Linked DNA regions of Mus musculus: all the other regions are linked to region 2. The links are chromatin loops, found by intact Hi-C in ENCODE. Cell type or tissue: heart. All regions are shown on one strand.

What was found. A loop is a pair of places that touch in the nucleus more often than their neighbours do. Peaks named below come from ENCODE experiments on the same cell type or tissue, not always from the same donor. Only the 100,000 strongest peaks of a DNase experiment are listed, where the experiment ranks them.
Region 1: it touches region 2 in a loop (11-fold over the local background); 20 of 42 quality-filtered maps call a loop at or near these places.
Region 3: it touches region 2 in a loop (2.6-fold over the local background); 3 of 42 quality-filtered maps call a loop at or near these places.

The regions. Positions count from the first base shown.
Region 1 is chr9:119,347,850-119,355,849 of GRCm38, forward strand. It overlaps Acaa1a (acetyl-Coenzyme A acyltransferase 1A), which reads left to right. Exons shown (of 12, transcript NM_130864.3): 8 at 732-922; 9 at 1,072-1,251; 10 at 1,505-1,560; 11 at 1,643-1,788; 12 at 2,109-2,446. The coding sequence ends at 2,184. Among named protein-coding and RNA genes, the nearest start is that of Xylb, 5.5 kb to the right of the region's middle. In heart, a CTCF peak has its summit at 4,421 (motif pointing left); a DNase peak (open chromatin) is centred at 4,402.
Region 2 is chr9:119,152,186-119,160,185 of GRCm38, forward strand. Acaa1b (acetyl-Coenzyme A acyltransferase 1B) reads right to left here and starts at 4,908. Exons shown (of 12, transcript NM_146230.3): 1 at 4,639-4,908; 2 at 4,406-4,499; 3 at 3,560-3,617; 4 at 1,741-1,820; 5 at 1,485-1,527. The coding sequence starts at 4,809. In heart, a CTCF peak has its summit at 4,219 (motif pointing right); DNase peaks (open chromatin) are centred at 4,256 and 4,666; H3K4me3 peaks cover 991 bases; H3K27me3 peaks cover 3,676 bases.
Region 3 is chr9:119,271,560-119,279,559 of GRCm38, forward strand. It overlaps Oxsr1 (oxidative-stress responsive 1), which reads right to left. Exons shown (of 18, transcript NM_133985.2): 5 at 1,370-1,425. Among named protein-coding and RNA genes, the nearest start is that of Oxsr1, 47 kb to the right of the region's middle. In heart, a CTCF peak has its summit at 3,455 (motif pointing left); no DNase peak of the experiment used is centred here.

The sequences.
Region 1 (8,000 bases), 200 kb after region 2:
ATTTGGGGGGGAGCTGGAGAGTGGACCTGGTAGAGTTTTGCCAAGGGACAGATTTCATAGCTCTATTTGGAAGGTAACAGTGGCCAGCATCATGATGGGTTGGGCAAATGCACTGGCTTCCCAAATCATGGACGAGGTTGAGTCTGGGGAGGTGACCTCAGACAAAGCTGAGCTGCCATCAGAGAAGTACAAAGCCTGAGATCTCTGGGCAGGCTAGAAGTGCGTGGTCTGGTTCAGGAGGGAGGGCTCTTAGCAAAGATGCGAGAAGCAGCTAGGAGCTGTTGTCTAGCAATTTGCAGAACTTAGATGTAACGTCAGAAATGAGACTGTTCCCTAAGAGGTGAAAGGAGAGGACTGCTTCCGCAAAGCTGACCTCTGACCTCTATATAGATGCTATGGGGGGTGGGGATGTATGCACACACACACACAAATTACATTTAATTTTAAAAGGGTTGTAAAGAGGGCCAACATCTTCAAACTTCCTCCTCCCCTTTGAGGTGATCTAGCGAGCACCATGGGGCAGATGAAGGAGAGGCTATGATTGTCCTCAGGCATCCTGTACCTACCAAAAGGTAGGGTCCCGAGGAACTCCTTTCCATCCGAGCTCCTCAGGGGCCAGGTATTTTTCCAGACTCCAAATCCTGAAGTGCATGATCTGAGCTGGCCAAGGCTAGGGACAGGCAAGAATGGATCCCAAACATGCCTATGTCTTATGCCCATGGTGCTGGCAGGGCAGCAAGCGCCCAGAGCAGAGGATGCTTCCGTGCTGAGATTGTGCCTGTGACAACCACTGTCCTGGATGACAAGGGTGACAAGAAAACCATCACCGTGTCTCAGGATGAGGGTGTCCGTCCCAGCACCACCATGCAGGGCCTGGCCAAGCTGAAGCCTGCCTTCAAGGATGGAGGCTCTACCACGGCTGGTGAGCGCAGGCCAGGAGTAAGGAGGATCGTGGTGGCCTGTTCCACTCTGAGACCTGGAGCTGACCAGGCCCCCTGGGAAGGTGATGGTGGGGGGCTGGCTCTCCTTGGCTTGGCCTGATGCCTCTTTGTCCCACCCTTCCTCCCTTAGGAAACTCCAGTCAGGTGAGTGATGGAGCAGCTGCCGTCCTGCTGGCTCGGAGGTCCAAGGCTGAAGAACTGGGCCTCCCCATCCTTGGGGTCCTGAGGTCCTATGCAGTGGTCGGGGTCCCTCCTGACGTCATGGGCATCGGACCTGCCTATGCCATCCCTGCAGCCTTGCAGAAAGCAGGTGAGGTGGCTCCTTCTCATCCTGTGCTTGGATCCTGCAAGACCTGTATCTGGGGCTGGGAGAGCTGGGTTTGAGCTTGTGGGTGCTGTGGATGGAGGTGAGTCAGGCTAGCACCTCACATCCAAGACCTCCCTAGCCTACTACCAGAACCCACTCACCTGACAGACACAATAGAGCTGAACTTGGGGCTGAGCCTGAGGGGATTTAGAGTCCTGCCCAGAACTGTCAGCTCTGATCCAAATCTTGTCTACAGGGCTGACTGTGAATGACATAGACATCTTTGAGATCAATGAGGCCTTTGCAAGTCAGGTGAGCCTGGGTGTTATGGTGGGATTGATCGGAGCAGCTCAGAGCAGATGGCGGCTTCAGCTGCTGCTCTGGTTCCTTCCAGGCCGTCTACTGTGTGGAGAAGCTAGGAATTCCTGCAGAGAAGGTGAACCCGCTGGGGGGTGCAATAGCCCTGGGCCACCCCCTGGGCTGCACGGGAGCAAGGCAGGTTGTCACGCTACTCAATGAACTGAAGCGTCGTGGCAGACGGTAAGGCTGCTCCTTGTGGGGTGTTGTGGGGGTTATTCGAGCTGGGGTGTCTGATAGCTGGGGCTTGGGGAGGCGAGCACCCACACACAGGTGTTCTGAACTGGGAGTGGAGGGGTGAGACCTGTCTTCCAGAAGCCTTGCTTCAAAAACAGCATAACCAGGTACCTGTCACCTGGGTGTGTGTCTGTCTGGGACTCAGTTCCCACAGTCCTGCTCTGCAGGTTCTTACTCTGTCCATGAGCCCTTGTTGCTGCAGCTCTGCCTGGCGGGAGCATGGGCTGGGATTTGGCTGCGCGAGCCAACACTGGTTCCTTTCCCAGGGCTTACGGCGTGGTGTCCATGTGCATCGGGACTGGGATGGGAGCTGCTGCGGTCTTTGAATACCCTGGGAACTGAGGCCTGGCTGCAGGCGGCACAACCCAGAGAGTGCCACAGTGGTGTCCAGAGAGGGACGCTACAGAAGCCGTCTGCGTGGGACACTCAGCAGTGGAGGGGTGTGTCACAGCACTTTACTTTAGAAAACATAATTGATGTTGGAACAGAGGGTGGGACTGCCCCGTCAGGTACCCTGAACAGTGCTGAAGTGAGCATGGGACACCCTGGTTGCAAAGCCATTTGTACCTTTGAGGGAGGGATGCAGTAAATGTGTACTGTCTCAGTTTGGTGCTTGTCATTTCCTTCAGGGGTCAGCTTTCGCCTCCTGGATTCTGTGCATGAATGATTAAGAACCAGGGTCTCTCCGGTGAGATCTGGAGACCTGTCATGCGGGACCTCAGTGGACACCGTTGACCTAGAGGAGGTTCCCCTATCCCAGGAGTCATTCAGCCCATAGCCACTGCCCCTGCTCTCCAACCCTGGGCCATGTGGAACTCTTCAGCAGAGGCTGCGGCTGGGGACTAGATATCCCCAGGCACCATGTATAGGAGGCATCCTATCCTAAGAGCCTCTTGCCCACAGCTGCAGCCCAGCATACCTTCCAGCACCTGGACTCGGTCTAGCCCACTGCTCCTGGGATAGGTCCCGGGGTTAGCTTCCCATGGTCACCCTCCCCTCCTCCCTTCTATGGAGCTGTCATGTGATCTTTTCCAAAGGAGGGACAAACAAAATGACTCTTCTGCAGATAGAGAGCCAGCAACAGGTCAAAGGTGGTTCCACTCAGGTCCCGCTTAATGAACCAGAGTTTGTCTGTGTTTCCTTACCTGCATAGGTTATGTTTGGTCACACATCCCCCCCCCCCCCCAGTCCCCCAGAGATGGGTAAAGGCTTTCATGTCTTCAACCTCATGAGCCCTCTCTGCCCTCCATGGTGAGTTGTTAATGGACCCTTCTCATATGGCTGCTGTCTTGAACTACAGCCGTTGAATGTTCAGGAAGCCAACAACTGGAGAATGGGGTTCCCCTGCTAGCTCGGCTCTGGGCTCCATGGGGCAGTTTCTCTGACCGCTGGCACCCCAGGAAGGTTATGTTCCAACCCTTGGCCTCAGCTGCTGCCCAGGCTCCAGTCTCTAGAGTCCTACCAGCTTGCTCCGCCTCAGCTTCCGGTCTCTGGTGTTTCCCTGGGTCTGTTCTTCAACACCTGTCACCCAAGGCTATGGCTCTGTACTGGCCTGTGACCTTCCTGACAGTGAAGCTTATGAGGCTCTATAACCCCTCCCCCCAAAGTGTCCCTCACAGCTGTTTTGGGTACACACTGTCTGTCCCCACCCATCAGGCCGACCCCTGGATCTATCTATCCAAGTAGTTTCTCTTTAGAATCCTAGACACAGGCTTCCTCTTCCGTCTTAAGAGTGCATGGTTGACTTCCCACGCTCTAGCCTCTACCCTCAGGGCAAGCAGGCCTGGGAGCAGAGCCCAGCCAGGTGCTGGCCTCCTTCCTGGCGGGGAGGGAAGCCTCCAGTTTGCCTGAGCTTGGCACACTCCAGGAGCTGACCCCTGAGGTAACACCATCTTTCAGTCTGCTGCATGTCCACTCCAGCACAATCAGGTATACCTGGAGGATCTAGTAGGACAGCAGGTAGGGGACACGGTGTCACCTCAGGTTATTGGTGGCAAGTGGGCTGCTCCATCTGAAGCTGTCTGTCTCCTGCTTTTCTTCGTCTTTTTTTATTTTTTTTTTATTTATTTTTAAAGATTTATTTATTATTATACATAAGTACACTGTAGCTGACTTCAGACACACCAGAAGAGGGTGTCAGATCTCATTACGGGTGGTTGCTGGGATTTGAACTCAGGACCTTCGGAAGAGTAGTCAGTGTTCTTACCTGCTGAGCCATCTCACCAGCCCCTTCTTCTTTTTTTTTTTTTTTTTTTTTAATATTTATTTATTTATTTTATGTATGTGAGTACACTCTCACTGTCTTCAGCCACACCAGAAGAGGACATAGGATCCCATTACAGATGGTTGTGAGCCACCATGTGGTTGCTGGGGATTGACCTCAGGACCTCTGGAAGAGCAGTCAGTGCTCTTAACCCCTGAGTCATCTCTCCAGCCCCTGCTTTTCTTTTTGCAGCTTCAGAAGATACAGGAATTCCTCCCACCCCTCCTTGGGGCAGTCTCTCCAGCTTGACTGGCCCAGCCGCCCAGCACACAGCTCAGCAGTGCCCAGCACACAGCTCAGCAGCGCCCCCACCTGGTGCATTTGCTGCCCACACACGTGCTCTGTGCGGCTTATAGTCAGGGCAGAAGCCAAGCCTTCCCTGCCCTCAGGAATTTGGGGACCAGAGGAGACAAGAGTAAAAATAAATAAATAAATTAATTAATTAATTAAAAAAAAAAAAAACCCTGCCCTTCTCACTTGGCATGACCTGGACTGAGGTTGTGTGTATGAGCTTAGGAGAGATGGTTTGTATCATGAGGGTGTCCCTGCTAGGGACATCCACAGGCAGCTTTTCCTTCTACAGTGCCTCTGGCTGCTGTGGGGAGTTGGGCTGTGGAACATGAGTTGGCTAAGAATAGCAGGATGGAGACTGGAACTTTGGCTAACAGGGTGGGAATTAGGCCAGAGCTCTGCATCCTTTTGTGTTTCTCAAGTTCTGGGATTACAGGCTCGTGCCTCCACCCCTCCTGAAGCCTATTATTATTATTATATTATTATAAATTATTATTTTGTTTTGTTTTTGAGACAGGGTTTCTCTGTGTAATAGAGCCCAGCTATCCTGAATCTTGCTTTGTAGACCAGGCTGGCCTAGAACTCACAGAGATATCCCAAGTGCTAGAATTAAAGGCATGTGCCACTGTGCCTGACAAAACCAGTAATTATTAAATAGAGGATAAATTTAAGCCAGGCACTGGTATATGCCTGTAAGCCCAACACCTGCAAAGGGAAGTGGAGGCAGGAGAGTTCATTCTCTTGAGAACGTAGGAGTTTGAGGCAAGCCTGAGTTTCAAGAGATTCTCTGGAAGACACCTAGGAAACACACATACACACTGGGATTCCTGATTGTGCGAATGCGCAGGTCTCAGCATCTGTATGTTTCTTCTGTCTGTTTTGTCCTGTTCTGATGTGTTCTTGTTTTATCTGATTATTTTTCACCGTGTTATACTTTATTATTATTCATTAGCAGCCTGTTTGTTTTCTAATGAGAGCCAGACAGTGGAGATTCATGTGTGAGAGGAGGTGAGGGGGAACCGGAAGAAATAGAACAGAGGAACACACAATCAGGATCTAGTATATAGAAAGAAATCCTATTTTCAATAAAAGGAAAAAAGATTCTGTCTCATAAAGAGAACCATGAAAAGTTCTAATCCAGGTTGGAGGGATGTCTCAGTGGTTGAAGGTACATCTGGCTCCTCAGAGCATCTGATTCACTCCTAGCAGGTGGCTCGCCACTGCCTGTCACTCCAGCCTCGTGAACTCCAGGGGCATCTGCCCTCACATACATATAATTTTTAAGATGAATATTTCTTTTTGAAAGTTCTAATCTGATTATAATCCCAGCACTTAGGAGGCTAAGGCAGGAAGATCAATCGCTGTGAGTTTGAGGTCTACATAATGCTAGGCTAGTGTGGTCTGAAGAATAAGACATTATCTACCCCTGAAAGAGGTAGGGAGAGATGGCTCAGTGGGTGATAGTGGGTTATTTTCCTGTATGTTTTCCTTTTCCGTGTCATCTCAGTCTATAAGTTACAAGTTATAAGCCATAGAAAGTAGACGGCAATGTAAATATAATCACCCCGTAACTGTAACCACCAGTTTCTGAGTCCCAGTGATCTTCATGGTAGCACAGGGGTATGTCTTTCCAGACTTTTCCTTCACGTGTGTGGATGTCCTAGCTTCGAATGTGCACAGAAGGAGGCAAGCAGACCCCAAGGGATGAACACAGTAAAATCAGAAAGAAGATGAACATTTTAACTGTCCTAAACCAAATTTGCTTCTAAAGAGAGTACAAACACGCGGCAGGCTCGTCCCCTTTGGGGAAGACTAACTCCTCCCCCCGTAGAGCTGTTTGCTCCCACCCCACATTCCGTCAAGCATTTCTCTATCTGCAAACATTAACTCTGCTTTTTAAAAAACGCAATGTCAGCTGCCCTTTTAACAGAGGCTACTGATTTAACAGAAGGCAGGTCCAACCCCACCCTCCAAGGAGGACCAGGAGTTGACTGATGCTTGTCCTGATAGAAACAGTTGGCCAAAATGCCATCTTCCCTCATAACCACTTCCCACTGATCTAAAGACTAATTTTATTTCTTCTGAGTCACGATAGACTGAATATAAGGGGCTGGAGAGATGGCTCAGTGGTTATGAGCACTGACTGCCCTTCCAGAGGTCCTGAGTTCACATCCCACCACATGGTGGCTCACAATCTGTAATGGGATCTGATGCCCTCTTCTGCTGTGTGTAAGGAGAATGACAATGTACTCATATACATAACATAAATAGATCTTTTAAAAATTCCTTAAAGAAATAGACTGAATATAGATTTAATTTCCAGTATACCGCCAAGATGAATCTTCTGCATATAAACATATTATAAAATTACAGATACATAAAACAAATTATTGAGTCTGAATTATAATTGCCTTATCTAGTTCAGTCCCTAATTTCTGGTGGTTTCTTTGTTTTGCTTTTTGTGTCACAATACTGGGATTTATAGCCTTGTCCCTGCTAGGCAAGTGCTCTATGGCTGAGCTGCTCTCCCAGCCTGCATTTTATATTCAGATGGACCACTAAACTGCTCAGGCTGGGCTTGAACTCACTACAGATGTGGGTACTGGGAATCAAACCCAGCTCTCCTGCAAGACCAGTATGTGCTCGTAGCCACAGGGCCATCTCTCGAGCCCCTCTTCTGTGCAGCCTTTCTCTCAGCCTTTGTGCCATCAAGATGGCTCAGTGGGTAAGGACCCTGGCTGGCAAGCCGTATGATCCGAGTTTGATCCCCAGAATTCCCATGGTAGAAGGGAGACCCTATTTCTTCACATTGTTTGGCAGCTACACACATGACACCATGCACACCATATCAATGATCAATCAATCAATCGATCAGTGTAAAGACAAAAACTGAAATAAACCGGACTCTGCTTTATATTGGCTGGTCCTGAGATTCTTTTCTGTGTTAGAGCCAGGAGTTCCAGTTGGCCGGAGTTGAAGTAACTAAGAGGTGAGGGGGAGCTGCCCAGGCTACGGTGGATGTTGGGGTGAAGCTGTGCTTTCTTCCTTGTACCCCTCGATAGCACATCTCTACGGACATGGCGCACAGAAGAGGCCACCATTTGCACATCTGAAAAGAGCCCTTACTGGGAGCTGACTGTCAGCACTATATAGCTTTAGACTTTCCAGCTTCCAGAGCTGTGAGAAACTGTTTAGCCCTTGGCATTGGTTTAGCAACATGAGTGACACATAGTAAGGTCCTTGGGGGTCCCACTGGCTCTTCTTTATAAATTTTTAGAACCCACCTCTCCATTTTTCAACCTAACATACTTCTAGGTAGCATGCAACTGGCAAAAGTCTGCCTTCCAGGAAAGTTTTAAATCTAGTATCTTCCCCTATCCGTATGCCTGTCATGATTCCCATGTGTGTTCCCTGTAGTCTTCATAATTCCCAGTGGCCCCCACCTGCCTTATTCTGAGCTCTTCTTTTCACATCTGACTTACCCACTTGGAGACGACAGCTCCCAAATCATTGTTCACAACCCAGACATCTTACCTGAGTTAGAGGCCACACATCCAAACTGGCCTGCTCAACATCTCCACTCAGACACCCCAGAGGGGCCTCA
Region 2 (8,000 bases):
CTCCAATGCAGCACAGATCAAACCAGCCTGATTCAGCCCTCAGCGTCCCTGAGTCAGAGGGAGGAAGAGAAACTGCGGACACCAAGCTTGTAGGTGAGAAAGGTCTTGCCCGCTGGTACAGATTGACAAGTGGGTAGGGTGGCTGAGGGAAAGGCTGGCTGGCCAGTGCAGACGAGTCAGGCATTGCATGGGGAAGTGGCCATGAGGCCTCATGAGTACCAGAGGCCTCCACTAAGTTCTCTTCTAACTTTAGCATAACATGAGCTGTAGTTCCTTTGGTATTAACTGCAGACCCTTGAATGTGGCGGGGAGCACTGAGCCGCTAAGCTATACCTTGGCCTTAAACCAAGTTTTTCATTTTGAGATAGGGTCTTCTTGCTAGACTGCCTCAGCCCCAGATTTACTCTGTTGCTCAGGTGGGCCTTGACACGTGCCCCGCAGAGTCAGCTGTGACTATTTAACCATGCTACAACACCCACAGAGCTGAGGTGGGTGTCTCTTTTTGAAGGTGAGGATGTGAAGTCCTGGCAAGGAACAAAGCTGGTTGCTGTCGCCAGCCTGAACTCCACACAGACCATCTGGTCCTATAGTTCAATTCTGGGCAAGCTGCAAATCTTACAGTTAGGGAATGTCAGGCTGTGACGCACCTATCCTCCAGGTATAGCTGCTATGTCTCCAACATCAGGATCCTCAACCTGCTTGGGACTAGATCAATCCCCCGAGGGCCTCATAGAACCCCAGCTTTCCCCCTTAAGCCACATCTGCTGTCCTTGTTATAACAAACATGAGGAACAGTGAGGCGCAGGCTGGCTGTGACCCTTGCCCACCACGGTCTCCTCCTGATGACACACAGGTCAGGATAACCCGGTGCAGGCAGCCAGGACCTGACCATAGGCCGGCAATGCTTCCTATCCAAAGCTATCCTGGAGCTGCTAGCTCTGAAGCCTACCAAGGCCATCTTCCACGGATCTTCTAGGCTGCCTTCCGACAGCAGAGCCCCAACGCTCTATTCTTTCCTGGAGACACTATCAATTATAACATCTGTAGCCCTTTGAGCCAGAGGCAGAGACAAAGTGGCATCTCTGAGTGGAAGGGACAGTGAGCAGATCACCAGAGATGTGACCACGTCCCTGACAACACAGTAGTGATCTGGAATTTCTCCCTTGGTACTAGAATGGCAGACACATTTACAGCTTAGGGACGTTTGCATAGTGAGGCAATGTCCCGAGTTGAGGGAATCATCCCACTACTTCTCTCAGGACCGTGGGAAGTGCAGAAGTGCAAATGCTGCAGGTATCCGGTGTGACAGTCAAAGTTGTAAGAATGGAAGACGCCACTCCACCCAGAACTGCATCCTAGGCTGCATCTGTGGGAGCCCAGCCCAGCCAGCTGCCACAGTGGGCAGGGAGAATCATAGCCAAGGAGAGCAAAATTAGGTTGATTGCTGCATTGGTTAATAGGGTCCGGCAGGAAGGCGATCTTACCCACAGGCCATGCCAATGTCATAAGACCCATTTCTGATGCCACCTGCAATAAAAGCACTTCATAACCACCCCTGGCCGCAGCGGGCCTGCCCCTGAGCAGCATGGCTTGTCCCCTCCCTCACAGGAGACCCAAGAGCCCCCCAAATGGCTTGGGGTGTGGCCATGGGTGTTCCTCCTCTCTCTCTGCCTAGGGTCCCGAGGGTCAAGGACCAAGGTCAGGGTACACTGCAGGGTACACCCAGCAGTCACCACTTACCAGCAATGTTGGCCACTGCCTGCAGTCCCGATGAACACTGTCTGTTGACCGTAGACAAAGGTACAGTCTCTGGGATGCCGCTGAAACAGAAGGGAGATGGCGGTCAGCCCTGGATGAGCACCTAGAAAGCAGGTCCCATGAGACTTCAGGGCCCCATGAGAGCCCCAGCAGTGAGTGTATAGATCAGGGCAACAGGGAATCTCCACTGGAACAGATCTGTAAGAACGGGAGCAGCTACTGCAGCTGTCTCCACCGTTACTGCCTAGAGTCCCCAGGCTTATTCTCCTGTCCTACGGTTCTCAGCACGGACCACGGAAGCCTGGTGTGCGCCACAGACAACCCTTGCCTCGAAGACTCTGCAAGGAAAACCAGTCATTTCTGGGGTCCTCCAAGGACAAGCGAGCCTGCTGCTAGCCTAAGACACGGCAGTAGCATCCCAACATTGGGCCACCATCCATCCTCACCTTGACCTTTCTAGTAGACACAGAGTTGGTCCGGTGTGTCTGGTTTTCTCCCCACTCCCCATGGTCATCCTTCAACCCCTTGCTCCGGAGCTTCCTGGGTTCAGCCATTGAAATGATCAGAGCTACCTTCCAAGGTGGCACACAAGCCTTGGCCAACGTGGCTAAGCACTAGGAGCCTCCCAAACCCTTGACTGACATTCCGAGAACCCCAGAGGATGAACACACAGGAATTAGGATGAGTCTGGTGTGCAGGAAAACCAGAGAATCCCTGAACTGCTGCTCCAAGCCAGGTTCTGAAGGCGCCCCCAGGAGGATGGCTCCCTAGGCTGTGAAGATTATCCTGGGTTCCCTAATTTCTGGTTACCACTCTTTACCAAATTCGTCAAGTTTCTCCTAAACAGCCTCCGAGCCTGAGGTTCCACCTGAAAGAGGCTGAGGAGCTGATAGTACTGTGCCTCACCAGATACCCAACCATAATACAGAGAAATGCACGTGTGAGGGCCACATCACATGACAGATCACATGACAGAGGGACCACTGAGAAGGAAGCCTGAGGGTTTGAGGAAGGTAAGCGCAAGGGGCAAGAGTATATTTGAGCAGGTTTTAGCCAGGACAGGGAGAGCAGAATGGGCAGAGGCGGCATAGATGCAGATAGCCCTGATTCAGTCAATTTGGAGAAGCCAGTTGGAGATGAGGGTACAGTTAATCTGCAGAGGGACGGGGAGACCCCGAACCTCAGGCTAAGTCTAACCCTTGCCAGCTCCCAGAGGTTCTGTTTGTCTGTTGTTTGTCTGTCTATTCCTGATCTGTCACTGGCCAGTTTGCTATGACTTTTGACCCACACAGCAGGAAGGACTGAGGGAAGAGTCCTCAGCCTCCACAGAGGAGCGAATGAATCCCTGCTTCCCCAGCAGGAGAAGCCAAGAATATCAGGTCTCCTCCTCCTGGGCTCCTAGGCATGTGTGGGGTACCCCCCCAGCCCCAAGCTCCAAGCTGCTAACGACTGGAGGAGTCTGGACTTCATAGGTGCTCAGCTAAGAATGGAAGCAGACGCTGCTCAGTATAGCCATGAGATTATTTAACTCTAAAGGGGATGTCATACGTTGTCTTTGTTTAAAAGTTAGGCCACAGAGAAGCTCTAACCCAGTCCCCAAGTCCTGGATGCCTTGGCCATCGGCCCAGTGACACACCCCCTCTAAGTAGGGAAAAGGTTATGGAGAAGAGGTCAGGTCAGTGGACTTTAGTTGCCTCGATATCTTCATTCCACCTGCTCTTCCACCACACACAGATACATCCCCAGTGCCAGGGCCTTCACCAGTCACGGTGGACAACCAAGCTGGAGCCAGAGAGATTACCTCAGGAACTGGGCGATGCGTGCCATAATGGCTCCAGCCCCGGGCTGAAGCACATTGCCTGTGGATAGAAGAGCCTTCACTCAGTGCCAGGTGGTGTCCCAAGGCCTAAGGCAAAACATGCCGCAGAAAGGAGACATTTCAGATCTCTCCAAGAATCACAGCCTCTGGAGAGAGGCGCACATGAGGCTGTGGAGGCTCAAACTCTGGGGAGTGGGGAGCCAGCTACCCAACAGCAGTACAGTGCTGGAGGGCCGCCAGTGAGCTTGCCAAGGCATGCTCCTCTGATCACAGGAAAAGACGGGAGAGACTCTAGGGTAAGAGACACAGTGCAAAGCCTGAACGCTGTGGGAAGCAGGGCTGTGGTGAGGGAAGCGGGTCTGCAACTGCTCACCTGCCCAAGTGTCCTCCTCCAAGCCCTGCACCACTGCAGAGATGAGGAACAGGCTGGCACCTCCGGACAAAACTGTGTCCTACACTATGTTCTAGTTCAGGGAAAGCCTAGGGGTTAAGGCAGGGTGGGGTGAACCCATCTGCACCTGTAACCCGGGACAGGATGTCCATGTAGGTAGAGAAGCGCGTTTTCCCGCCTCCTGGGGTCTCCTGGAACATCTGGGCTTTAGAACTTCTACTTGGTGGTGCTAGGCTTTCTAGCGCCTCTCAGGTTGCCGATGTGCCATGAGGGGGCGCCCAAGGTTCTACTCTTGAGACTGGCCATCGGGAGCAGCCTGATTCAGACCTCTGTGGTCGAGAGCCCTCCCGTTCAGTAACTCAAGTCTGTGAGAAGGGAGACGGATATTCGGGAGGAGGGCGGGGGAGGGCCGGTGCAGGACCCGCAGGGGAGCTCACCCACGGAGATGTCTCCCAGCTGCTCAGGCTTTAGCTTCACGTCCTGGAGAACCGCGGTCAACACGGCCGACAGAAGCTCGTCGGGGGTGGTGTCCTGCAGGGCGAAGCGCAGCAGCGGTGAGCCCAGCTCCCGAATCCCCGCCCGGGGACTCTGCGGTCACCGGACCCCCGACGGCAGGATCCCATCCGCGCTGGCCGCCTTCTGCTCCCCTCGCCCGCCCGAGGGGCCTCACCTTGAAGCAGCCACGGCTGGCGCGGCCAATGGGAGTGCGCCGTCCGTGCACCACCACCACGTCGGAGGCCGAGGCCTGCAGGAAGCCAGCGGAGCAGGGCGCAGCTTGCAGCGCGGAGCTCGACTCGGGCCGGCCGGCCAGGTGACCCAGCACTACCTGCAGCCGATGCATCGCGGAGGTGGGTCCCACCGATTTGCCAGCGCTCTGGGCGCTCACCCCAGTGAATTAAGGACGCGGGCTTGCACAGGGCAGAGCCAATTGGAGCCTTATATTTTCAATAAGTCCTGCCTACCCATTCTGCAGCCAATCAGAGGGCGACTCTTCCTGAGTCTTCCCCCACCACCACCTCCCAGCTTCTCAAAGCAAGTCAATGAACTTCAGAACCCCTCCTTCTTAAGTTTGTCCATGTACACCTGTGATGGTGCAAGTGTGTACTGCGCAAGTTCAAGGCCAATCTGGGCTACAAAAATAAAAGAAAATGTTTTAAAATATAATTAAAAAAAAAAAAAAAGCTTGTGCACATTTTTGAAGCTCCTCCCAGAAGTGTAAACTGGAACTTTCCTCGTTTTGTAATCTACACTGTAGGCAGGACCTCAAAGTCTTGTGGATTTCTGAACATGAACCAGGAGACCTTCCTCCAAACATGGCCATGGCACACTATCAGACAAAAGTCAGGAGGTTTCTGGGACAGTGGCAACAGCTTTACACTGCAAATGGAGATAGAGGACCTGACTCTGATTCCTGTTCTATTCAGCTCTCGTCTTTCCTGGGTCCCTGGCCCTAAGCTGGATGCTTGAGTACTTGGCTGGAAGAACCCGTTCTATCAAGGCACAGAAGCAGTTCAAAGGTCTCTGAGAGTGTCCCATGTAGCATCCTCTGTATGCCTATTTGAGATGCCCTCATCAGTGCACACCCCTGCAGCACCCGCTCCCCTCGCCCCCTTAGCAAAGGTGTCTGCCAAGGCCTTGCAGTGTGCCTGAAGCATTAACTGATCAATGGCTTCCTGTTGAGTGAATGGACCGGGGCTTCCTGGATCTAGAATGTGTTACCAGCCTTAAAGAGTAAGACCGGGTTCCCCAGTCACAGTGACAGGTCAGCCCCAAACCATGGCAGTTACACAGTGTTTTCTCAGACCCCAGGGGATCCCAAAACATGAAAGGAGAGGAGGCTGGGAGAGGGCTCAGAAGGTAACGGGCTTGCCCTGCAAGTGGGAGGCCAGAGGTCAGATCCCCAGTGCACAAGGCTGGGCAGGCTTGACAAGGGTCCCATGACCTTAGTGCTCAGGTGGGAAAGGCAGAGGATCCTTGGGGCAAAGTGGCTACCTACCCCAGGCAAATCACTGTGTTCAGACAGAAACCCCATCTCAGAAAGCAGAGTAGGAAGGGGTTTAGAATGGCATCCAATATCAACCTCTGCCCTACACATAATATGCACACTCACCTGCCCGTGCTTTCCAGGGCAGGAGCACTGGAGTCTTAGACACCCAGAGGCTGATCTAGCCTTCCTGTCACCATGTCCAAGGGCACAGACTTCCTAAGTGCAGGGTCGTGTGCTCTTTAGACACCCCAGAGAGCACGCTGCACCAGGCCTCCTTCCTTGTCCCCTCCCCACTGTCTTCCAGTGCTCGCCTTTGTGGACCTCTTAGAAGCCCGGGGGGAAGCCTGTGATGCCATCAGTTCCTAGGACGCATGTAGAACCCACAGCCCACTGTCTGCATGGGGCTAGGCCAAGGACAGCCACCCAAGACAAAAACATAGCTTATCTAAGGCCCGAAGAGAAATGAGATTTTGTGTTTTATTTTTGTTTGTTTGTTTGTAAGTTGCTTACACGGATGCTGAGTGTGCCTGTTGTAATGTCAAAATGTTGAATTCTTCTGCATTGAGCAAGGCCAGAGAAGTTCATACAACATCAGAAGGACAGGCTCACCTTCTCTACAACCAGGATGGTGGATCTCAAAGAACATTTCTAAGTTCCACATCACTGGCCCAAGTCCCCAAATGGAAGTGTGGAGGTCTGTACCAAGGCACAGGCGCAAAGAATTGCAGACTAGAGGACCACAGAGCTTCTCTAGCCAGAAGGCAAGGAGGACTAACAGAGGGGTGACAGACGTTACAACTGCAAGCTCCAAGGCCTACCTCAATTGTAGGAAGACCCTGAGCTCCACACCCCACATCCTCCCAGCTGCTGCCAGGGGACTCGTTTTCCCTCACATGGAGAGGTTGTTTTGTGGCTGGCCATTTTAGGATGAAGACTCAACTATTTTGCTCATCCCAAAGACTGAATCCTTTGCTTGTTTTTTGTTTTGTTTTGTTTTGTTTTTGAGACAGTGTCTCGAGCATCTTGGGCCAGCCTTGACCTGCATATGCACTTGAGAATGATCTTGAGCTCCGCCCCACCCCCACCCCCACCCCCTTGAACCTTCTGAGTGCTGGGTTGCAAGGTTTGTAACTCCACACTTTGTTTATTCAAGGCTGGGGGTTGGGGTGAGAACCCATGCAAGCATCCAAACAACTAAGCTACATTTCTAGACCCAACTTTTCATCTTTCAATTTTATTTTGTGTGTGTATGTGTGAAGTCAAGGAATGGATTTCAGGTTGTCAGGAATGTGTACCAGGTGCCTTTACACAGTTTTTCTCTTTCTTAGTGGTGGTCTTTGAAGCACAAAAGGGTGTTTAATTTTTTTTTTAATTCAGCTCCTTTTATTTGTGAAAAATGATTTTGCACAGGAGTCATTGAGCTTTCTGGATTTGCCCTCTGTGCTGTCTGGTGGGCATTTCACCTTTTCTGTCCCAGCACTGAGCGGCTCCTCGTCATTTTATTATGTGATTCTCAAGATCTCCTTCATCTCCTTCCTCCTTTCTTCTCTGTTTCTCTCCATGCTCATCTTCCCCATTTTCAGTTTCTTTTGTATGCTTGCAGCATGTCGCTTTTCTTTGTGCACGTGTGTGTTGTGTGGGTGCACATGTGTGTCAGGTGTGCATGTTTGTGCTTGTGTGGGTGTGCATGTGTGTCTGGTGTGCATGTGTGAATTCACGTGATAGCCACAGATGAACCTTGGGTGCTGTTTCTCAGGAGCTGTCTTAGTGTCCTTTATCCTGATAAAGCAAATGTGTGGAGAAAGGATTTGTTCACTGTCACTCACAATCTAGGTGATAGTCCACCCTCACAGACAGGTCAAGGTAGCAGGGACATAAAACAGTTGGTCACATCACACCCACAGCCAAAAATAGACAGAGACAAATTTGCCAGTGCTTAGTTGTGCTTAACATTCTCTCTACTTGATAAAGTACTAGCTCCCCTGCCTAGGGAATGGCCCTGCCTATAATGAGCTACATAGATCTTCCCATACTGATCAACACAA
Region 3 (8,000 bases), 120 kb after region 2:
TTTCCAGCCAAGACCAGCAAGCCACCGATGTATGTGTTCACGCTGGTACTCAGCTGACTCTCCTTTCATTCACAGCACAGCAGCTAGCACATAAAATGGTGACACCCACATTCATGGTGAGTCAGCCCAGTTCAATTAACCTAATTCAGAATACCCCACACACGCCCATAGTGTTAGCATTGTGTCTAAGCTCCACCCCACAGTTAACTGGGAACAGCCAGGTAGGCCTGACCCACTGTAAAAGGGGCTGCTCGCCCCTCCTTGCTGTGCTGCTCTCTTGCTCTCTCTTGCTCTTGTTCTTCCCTTACCCTCTCTCTCCCCATGCTCATGACCTGCTGCTTCTCCTCTTCTCCTCCCCTCCCGCCCCACATCTCTCTCTGCCTCTACTACTCTCCCCACCCCTGAATAAACTCTACTCTATATTATACCATTGTGTGGCTGGTCCCTCGGGGGGAAGGGATGCCTCAGGACAGCCAGCGAAGGCACCCCTCCCCCACATCTGACCACACCTCCATAGAACCATAGAAGGTATGCCCCTTCTCTTTATCTTTTTATAAACACATCACATAGGCCAGCCTGATCTGCTCTCTCCTCCAGTCAGGGTCAGACACATGCCGTTGCACGTATATTAATGCTGGAATTACCCTACTCTGCATCTTGTCTTCAGTGAAAAAGTGTCTCTTTTGACAAAAGCCTGATCTGCTTATGGAGACTTCTGTCCCAGGCTCTAGAGTGAGTAAGTTGACAATTAAAACCAGCCATCACTTTGTATCACCTCTCATCTGAGGTGATAACTGTTTCTCCTTTAAATAAGCACGGGCTGCTCTGAGACAGAACCCTATCAGAAGATCCTACACCTAATGAAGATGAGGAGTGGGAAAATAATAGGGAGCAATGAGTGATGCCCAGTGAAATACCTAGGTGAGATAGAGGCCATCTTTAGAGGGTGCTTACATAGAAAGATGTCCTAAGAACAGGATCATCAGATACTAAGAAAACATAAAAAACAAATAAGGTGGTTCTGCTGGCTATTATATCAAAATAAAACGAAGTACTGTGAACTGGGATGGGGGCTCAGTGGGTAAGATCCTTTCTACACAAGCATGAGGATCTAGGTCCGAATCCCCAGCACCCACACAGATGTTAGGCAGGCATGGGAGCTACACGTAATGAATGCTCAATGCTCAGGATGCTCTGAAGCAAAGGTGAAAGCATATGCATGCATCATGTGACATACACACAAACACACACTCACATTCCCGTGCACACACACATGCACGCACACAGAGTCACACAGGTGGACGCACACACAGTCGGGTACACACACTCACACAAACCAGAAAAACACGGCGGCCCTGTTCATCATTACCTGCAATCTGCACAGAGCCGTCTTCTCCTAGAAGAATGTTTCCAGCTTTCACATCTCTTCAAAGAAAAAAACACCATCAAACATTTGTTCTTTAGAATGGCAAAATTTAAGCAACTGTTTATTTACAATACATTTGCAGTATTTAAATACTGTTTTATATTAAAGAGTATTAAACCAATACTTTTTTTTAAATTTTAGCCATTTATATTATAATCCAAACATAAAATTATAAGAAGGAACATAACATTTAGACAATCTAGGAAAGTAAAGCTCACTAAATACTGACTGGGATGCCAGCTACTGACCAAAGAAAGCAACTCATCTCACCCCAATCCTTACTGCTGAAACACACAAACGGTGAGTCATTCTCTTCCCAGTTCCTCAACTCTCAGTTGTTTGTTTGGAAGTTTTGCTATATAGCTCACGCTGGTCTCTATCCCATGATCCTCCTGCCTCAACAACCCAAACACACGGGGATAGGGGTGCACTTTAAATATATTCTGAAGAAGGGGCAAGCTTCATATAATCTAACTTTTCTTTTTTTGCTTAAACAACAGAATAGGAATATACATACATATATAGTTACACATGTATATATACACACACACATATAAACATACATATATTCACAAATGTGTATATTGACATAAAATACTTCTCAAAGGAATCAGAATGGCAAAAAGTGATCTTCTTTAGACCAGAGCACTGTAATTTAATAAGATGTTTTTAAATGCTTTACATAAAAATTGAAAAGAAAGTTTAAGATCTTAAGCTTAGTATCTCATTAACATCTTACATCAATATAGTACTTTTGTTAAAATTAGTGAACACAAGTAAGACATCATGAACTAAAGCCCACAGTGCTAGCTCTCAGGCAGAAATGAGCTCGAGCCGGACTGCAGAGGAATTTCTGGTGGTTGGTTAAAAGCCATCTTTGCTCAGGAACTTGTGACAGGGTTCAGACCCACCCCTGACATACACCTGTGACTGCACATAAGAGCCCATGCTGGCCTGCAGATCCCTCAGTCTCTTTTCACACACACTTGTAAGTTTCAAGTCAGGCCCTTTGCCTCTCTGACTCTCACACTATGCACTATGCTCACTGGCCCCAGGCTGTCTCTGATCTCAGCTGCTCTCATGACTCTCTCACAGATAGCCCTGACCATGTCCACGTCCAGACTGTTTCATTTTCTCTCTGCTCTCAACTCTTCCAACTCTGGCTGTTCTCACTTTTATCCACAATAACCATCCCTGCACTATCATGAAATGGACATTTCAGTGAGCTCTTTACTATGTCCCTCACATCCATACAACTTCTTCAGGTTCCCTTATTTTTTAAGCAAGGTTCCCTTTTTATCCAAGACTCCATCCAGGACAGCTAATTACATTTAGCTACCAGGTCTCACTAGTGTCTCTGAGAGTGTCCTTGCCTTTGGTGACCTTGCAGTTGTGAGGGATATCTTAAGCAAGAATAATGGGTACGAAACCATCCCTTGAAATGGAGTCACTAACTATAACCTCATCTCCGGGAAAACCTGTGCTTCACTTTATAATTCATGTATAAGATAGTATTGATAAATATAACTTTCCCAACAACAATATTTTATATGACTACACGTGTGTCATCAGATGTAGGTTTTGTTATATTGTTTAAGAAAGCCTTAAATAAAAAGAATTAAAACAGTTTAAATTTATGCTTTGAAGATTTACAGGAAAACAGGAGCTAGAAGTTAAACAGTAACTGATCATAAAAATTCATTAGTTGGGCTGGAGAGATGGCTCAGCGGTTAAGAGCACTGACTGCTCTTCCAAAGGTCCTGAGTTCAAATCCCAGCAACCACATGGTGGCTCACAACCATCTGTAATCTGATCTGATGTCCTCTTCTGGTGTGTCTGAAGACAGCTACATTGTACTTACGTATAATAAATAAATAAATCTTTAAAAAAAAAAAAAATTCATTAGTTTGGGCTGGAGAGGTGGCTCAGAGGTTAAGAGCACTGACTGCTCTTCCAGAGGTCCTGAGTTCAATTCCCAGCAACCACATGGTGGCTCTGTAATAAGATCTGCTGCCCTCTTCTGGTGTATCTGAAGACAGCTACAATGTACTCACATAAATGAAATAAATCTTTAAAAAAAAATTAATATGACTCTTTAAGCCGGGCATGGTGGCGCATGCCTTTGATCCCAGCACTCGGGAGGCAGAGGCAGGCGGATTTCTGAGTTCAAGGCCAACCTGGTCTACAAAATGAGTTCCAGGACAGCCAGGGCTACACAGAGAAACCCTGTCTCGAAAAAACAAACAAACAAACAAACAAAAAATTCATTAGTTTATTCTAGGAAATTTGCCACTAACCTTGGATGATTTTTATATTTTGATGTACCAAATGATCATAGTGATATTTGGTCTACCTGGCTGTTTTAATGAAAACACCCCTTTTGAAATTGTAATATTTGGATGATTTTGTATTTGTACTTTGCTGTACCAAATGATTATTACAATGTCCCTTCTATTACACTGTTTCACTGAACACAGCTTTTCAGAGATTAACACCTGTTTCTCTATGCATAAAACCCTTGCAAAATACACCCAGATTCAAAATGCCTCTGTGTTTGTTTCTGTTTATCACAGCCAAATCCTTACCCACCTTTGCTCTACAAAATATATCCTGGTTTTTTTTTTTTTTTTTTCTTTTGCTCTTTTGTTCCTCATCCCACCCCCCACACCACCCCCATCATTAGTTATTCCTTTTTTTTTTTAATAGGATATTTTATTTACATTTCAAATGTTTTCCCCTTTCCAGGTCTCCTCTTCAGAAACCCCCAATCTCGTCCCCCTCCCCCTGCCTCTATGAGGGCTCTCCCCCACCCACCCACCCACTCACTCACTCACTCACTCCTGCCTTTCAGCCCTGGCATTCTCCTACACTGGGGCATCGAATACCCTCAGGCCCAAGGTCCACTTCTCCCACTGATGTCCAACAAGCCCTCTTTGGTTGGTGGTCCAGTCTCTCAGAGCTCCGGGAAGTCTGGGCAGTTGACACTGTTGCCCCACCCCCACGGGGCTACAAACCCCCATAAGCAACTACTTCCCGGCAACAACAGCGTCTTGGTTTGGCAACTATATATGGGATGGATTCTCAGGTGGAGAAGTGTGGGGCAGCAAACTGTGCACAGACAGCCTGGTCCCGGTCGGTCTGGCACAGCCAGGATGGCACAGCCTACTATAAAAGGAGCTGCTTGCCCCCCTCTTCTTTTACCTCTTATTCTCTCGCTCTTACTCTTGCTCCCTCTCCTTCTGCCTTCGCTTCTCCCCTCCCTTCCTCCCTCCTCTCCATGTGGCCATAGCTGGCTTCTACTTTCCTACTCTCTCCCTCTCTCTGCCTTTCTACAAAAAAAAAAGCCTTGAACCATGGACTACCCCTTTTCATCGGGACCCACCATGCTGGAGCAATGGAGCAGGTCTTCCCCTAATGAGCCATGCAGGGAGACCTCCCTGCGCTCTAGCCATGGCTGCCAGCCAACCCAAGCCTCTCAGAGTTCCCAGCCACAGCTTCTGCCAACCCAAGCTGCCGACTGAGCAAGACAAGTACCGAGGTAACCAGCCAGAGCCCTCTCCATGCCCTTTTCCCTTCTGCCCCAGGCCAGAGTCCACAGGGGCATCTGCGGTGTCTAAGACTGAGAATCTGACATCTGTGGCCTCTGTGCAGCCCAAGGACCCCAGAACTGACTCTTCCACAGTACCCAGAGGCGTCTGTGGTGCCCAAGAGTGAGGCCAACCCCGGCAGGTCCACAGGGACCTCAGACTGCACCTTCCCCACCCCCGGAGCAGGGGCCTGCGGCCTCTCACAGCCCGAAACACGCCCAGCAGTTCTGTGAGAGTGTGGGCAGTCAAAACTTCCCATGTCCTGCCTCGCCCAGCAGCCCTAGCCCCAAGTGGACACAGACCCCATTTTTACCCCACGGGGAAGTCTCTGGATGGCCTTTCCTTCCGTCTCTGCTCCACACTTTGTCTGCATATTTCCTCTTGTGAGTATTTTGTGCCCCCCTTCTAAGAAGCTCTGAAGCATCCGCCCTTTTGTCTTCCTTCTTCTTGGGCTTCATTAAGGTCTGTGAATTTTATCTTGGGTATTCCGAACTTTTAGGCCAATACCCACTTATCAGTAAGTGCATACCGTGTTTTCTTTTGTGACTGAGTTACCTCACTCAGGATGATATTTTCAAGTTCCATCCATTTGCCTAAGAATTTCATGAATTCATTGTTTTTAATAGCTAGTACTCCATTGTGTAAATGTACCACATTTTCTGTATCCATTCCTCTGTTGAGGGACATCTGGGTTCTTTCCAGCTTCTGGCTATTATAAATAGGGCTGCTATGAACATAGTGGAGCATGTGTCCTTATTATATGTTGGGGAATCTTTTGGGCCCAGGAGTGGTATAGCTGGGTCTTCAGGTAGTACTATGTCCAATTTTCTGAGGAACCACCAGACTGATTTCCAGAGTGGTTGTACCAACTTGCAATCCCACCAGCAATGGAGGAGTGTTCCTCTTTCTCCACATCCTCATCAGCATCTGCTGTCACCTGAGTTTTTGATCTTAGCCATTCTCACTGGTGTGAGGTGGAATCTCAGGGTTGTTTTGATTTGCATTTACCTCATGACTAAAGATGTTGAACATTTCTTTAGGTGCTTCTCAGTTATTTGGTATTTCTCAGATGAGAATTCTTTGTTTAGCTTTGTATCCCATTTTTATAGGATTATTTGGTTCTTTGTAGTCTAGCTTCTTGAGTTCTTTGTATATAATGGATATTAGTTCTCTATCGGATGTAAGGGTGTATGTTGGTAAAGATCCTTTCCCAATCTGCTGGCTGCCACTTTGTCCTATTGACAATATCCTTTGCCTTACAGAAGCTTTGCAATTTTATGAGGTCCCGTTTGTCCATTCTTGGTCTTAGAGCATAAGCCACTGCTGTTCTGTTCAGGAACTTTTCGCTGTGCCCATGTGTTTGAGGCTTTTCCGCACTTTCTCTTCTATTACATTCAGTGCAACTACTTTTCTTGATTAATTTGCCAGATAGTCTGTGTTTCCCTTTCAAACTAAACATGTCATCTGTAGAAGCAGCTTCAGGGGTAAAAGCAAAGCAATGGCAGGGCTCACTGAGCACTCTGAGAGACCAGGCAGGCCGCACATGCAACAAGACAAGGGATCTTTCAAGATGTCAAGTACAGTTGTCAGCTGAAGATCTTGTTTTGTTGTTTTGCCCCCTACCCCATACACACATACCCGAGACAGGCTCTTTCTGTGCAGCCCTGGCTGTCCTGGAACTCTCTGTAGATCAGGCTGGCCTTGAAGTCAGAGATTCCCCTGCCTCTGCCTCCTGAGTGCTCGTACTAATGGCATGGGCCACTATCACCAGACTAAAGAATTTGTTTTCCTCTGTCCCAAACAACTGCAAGCAATACTGCAGGTCGAGGGCTGGCCCGGCTTAGTACCTCACAACCACACTCATCTGCTCTCGCCGCTTACTGGGGTTTCTCACATGCCAGTTGCAGGTTCCACCAAAAAAATGACTGCAATAGACATAGTAGGCTTTCTCCAATTTATAGAAAACTTGAAAAGAGATTAAGTGAAGCAATGATTCACAACCAACATCTAGAAATATACTAGATTAGCAACTTAAAGATGTCCAACACGTTTGTTAAAGCTAACCTCTTTGCTAGGAAAGACACTAGCGCACACTGAGAGGAAAGACTAGAAGACGTTCATCCTAGTCAGAATCTCTGAAGTCAGTGCTAGTCAGCTAAGAACATTCCAGAAGCAGGCTCGCCCACCCTTAACGACTCAGTGCCTACGGCCAGCCCGGTCATTACCAATGACCAATGCCACATTTCCACTGTAGCCTGACGTATTTTCCCTATGTGTGTGCTCCATACCCCTATATACCTGCCATCACATGTGGGTTTTGTAGCATACCTTTGGCCCTTTCACCAAGATACTCTTCACCACAGAACCCTTTAGTCAGCCTGAACACCAGGATCGAACAACTTTCACATTAGCCATCAAGAGGCAGAGGCAGGCAATGTCTGTGAGTTCAAGACTACCAGCTCTATCTAACAAGTTCCAGGCCAGCCACAGCTACATACTGAGACCCTGTCTCAATGAAAACAAAAACAAAAACCTCAAAAGCCTAGATGGGGGCTGGAGAGATGGTTCAATGGTTAAGAGGACTAACTACTCTTTCAGTGGTCCTGAGTTCAATTCCTAGCAACCATATGGTGGCTCACAATCATCTGTAATGGATTGGATGCCCTCTTCTGGTGTGTCTGAAGACAGCAACAATGTACTCACAAAAAAATATATAAATAATTCTTTTTAAAAAGAAAGAAAAGAAAAAAGTCTAGAGGGCTAGACAAGGAAGGTAACTTAGATAAAGACCTACAGTAACAACTGCACTGGATGCTAGGTTAAAGTGCTGGCTTGCCCCACTCCTCAGCGAGGTCCCACAAATTCCATTCCTCTCTCTGTCCAACCCCGCCCACACAGAAAGCCTCCAAACAGAAAAGGCCAAAACACCCAGTCCCACATTACTGCCATCTGTCCCAAGCCCCCAGCCAGAAGTCATCAGCCACACA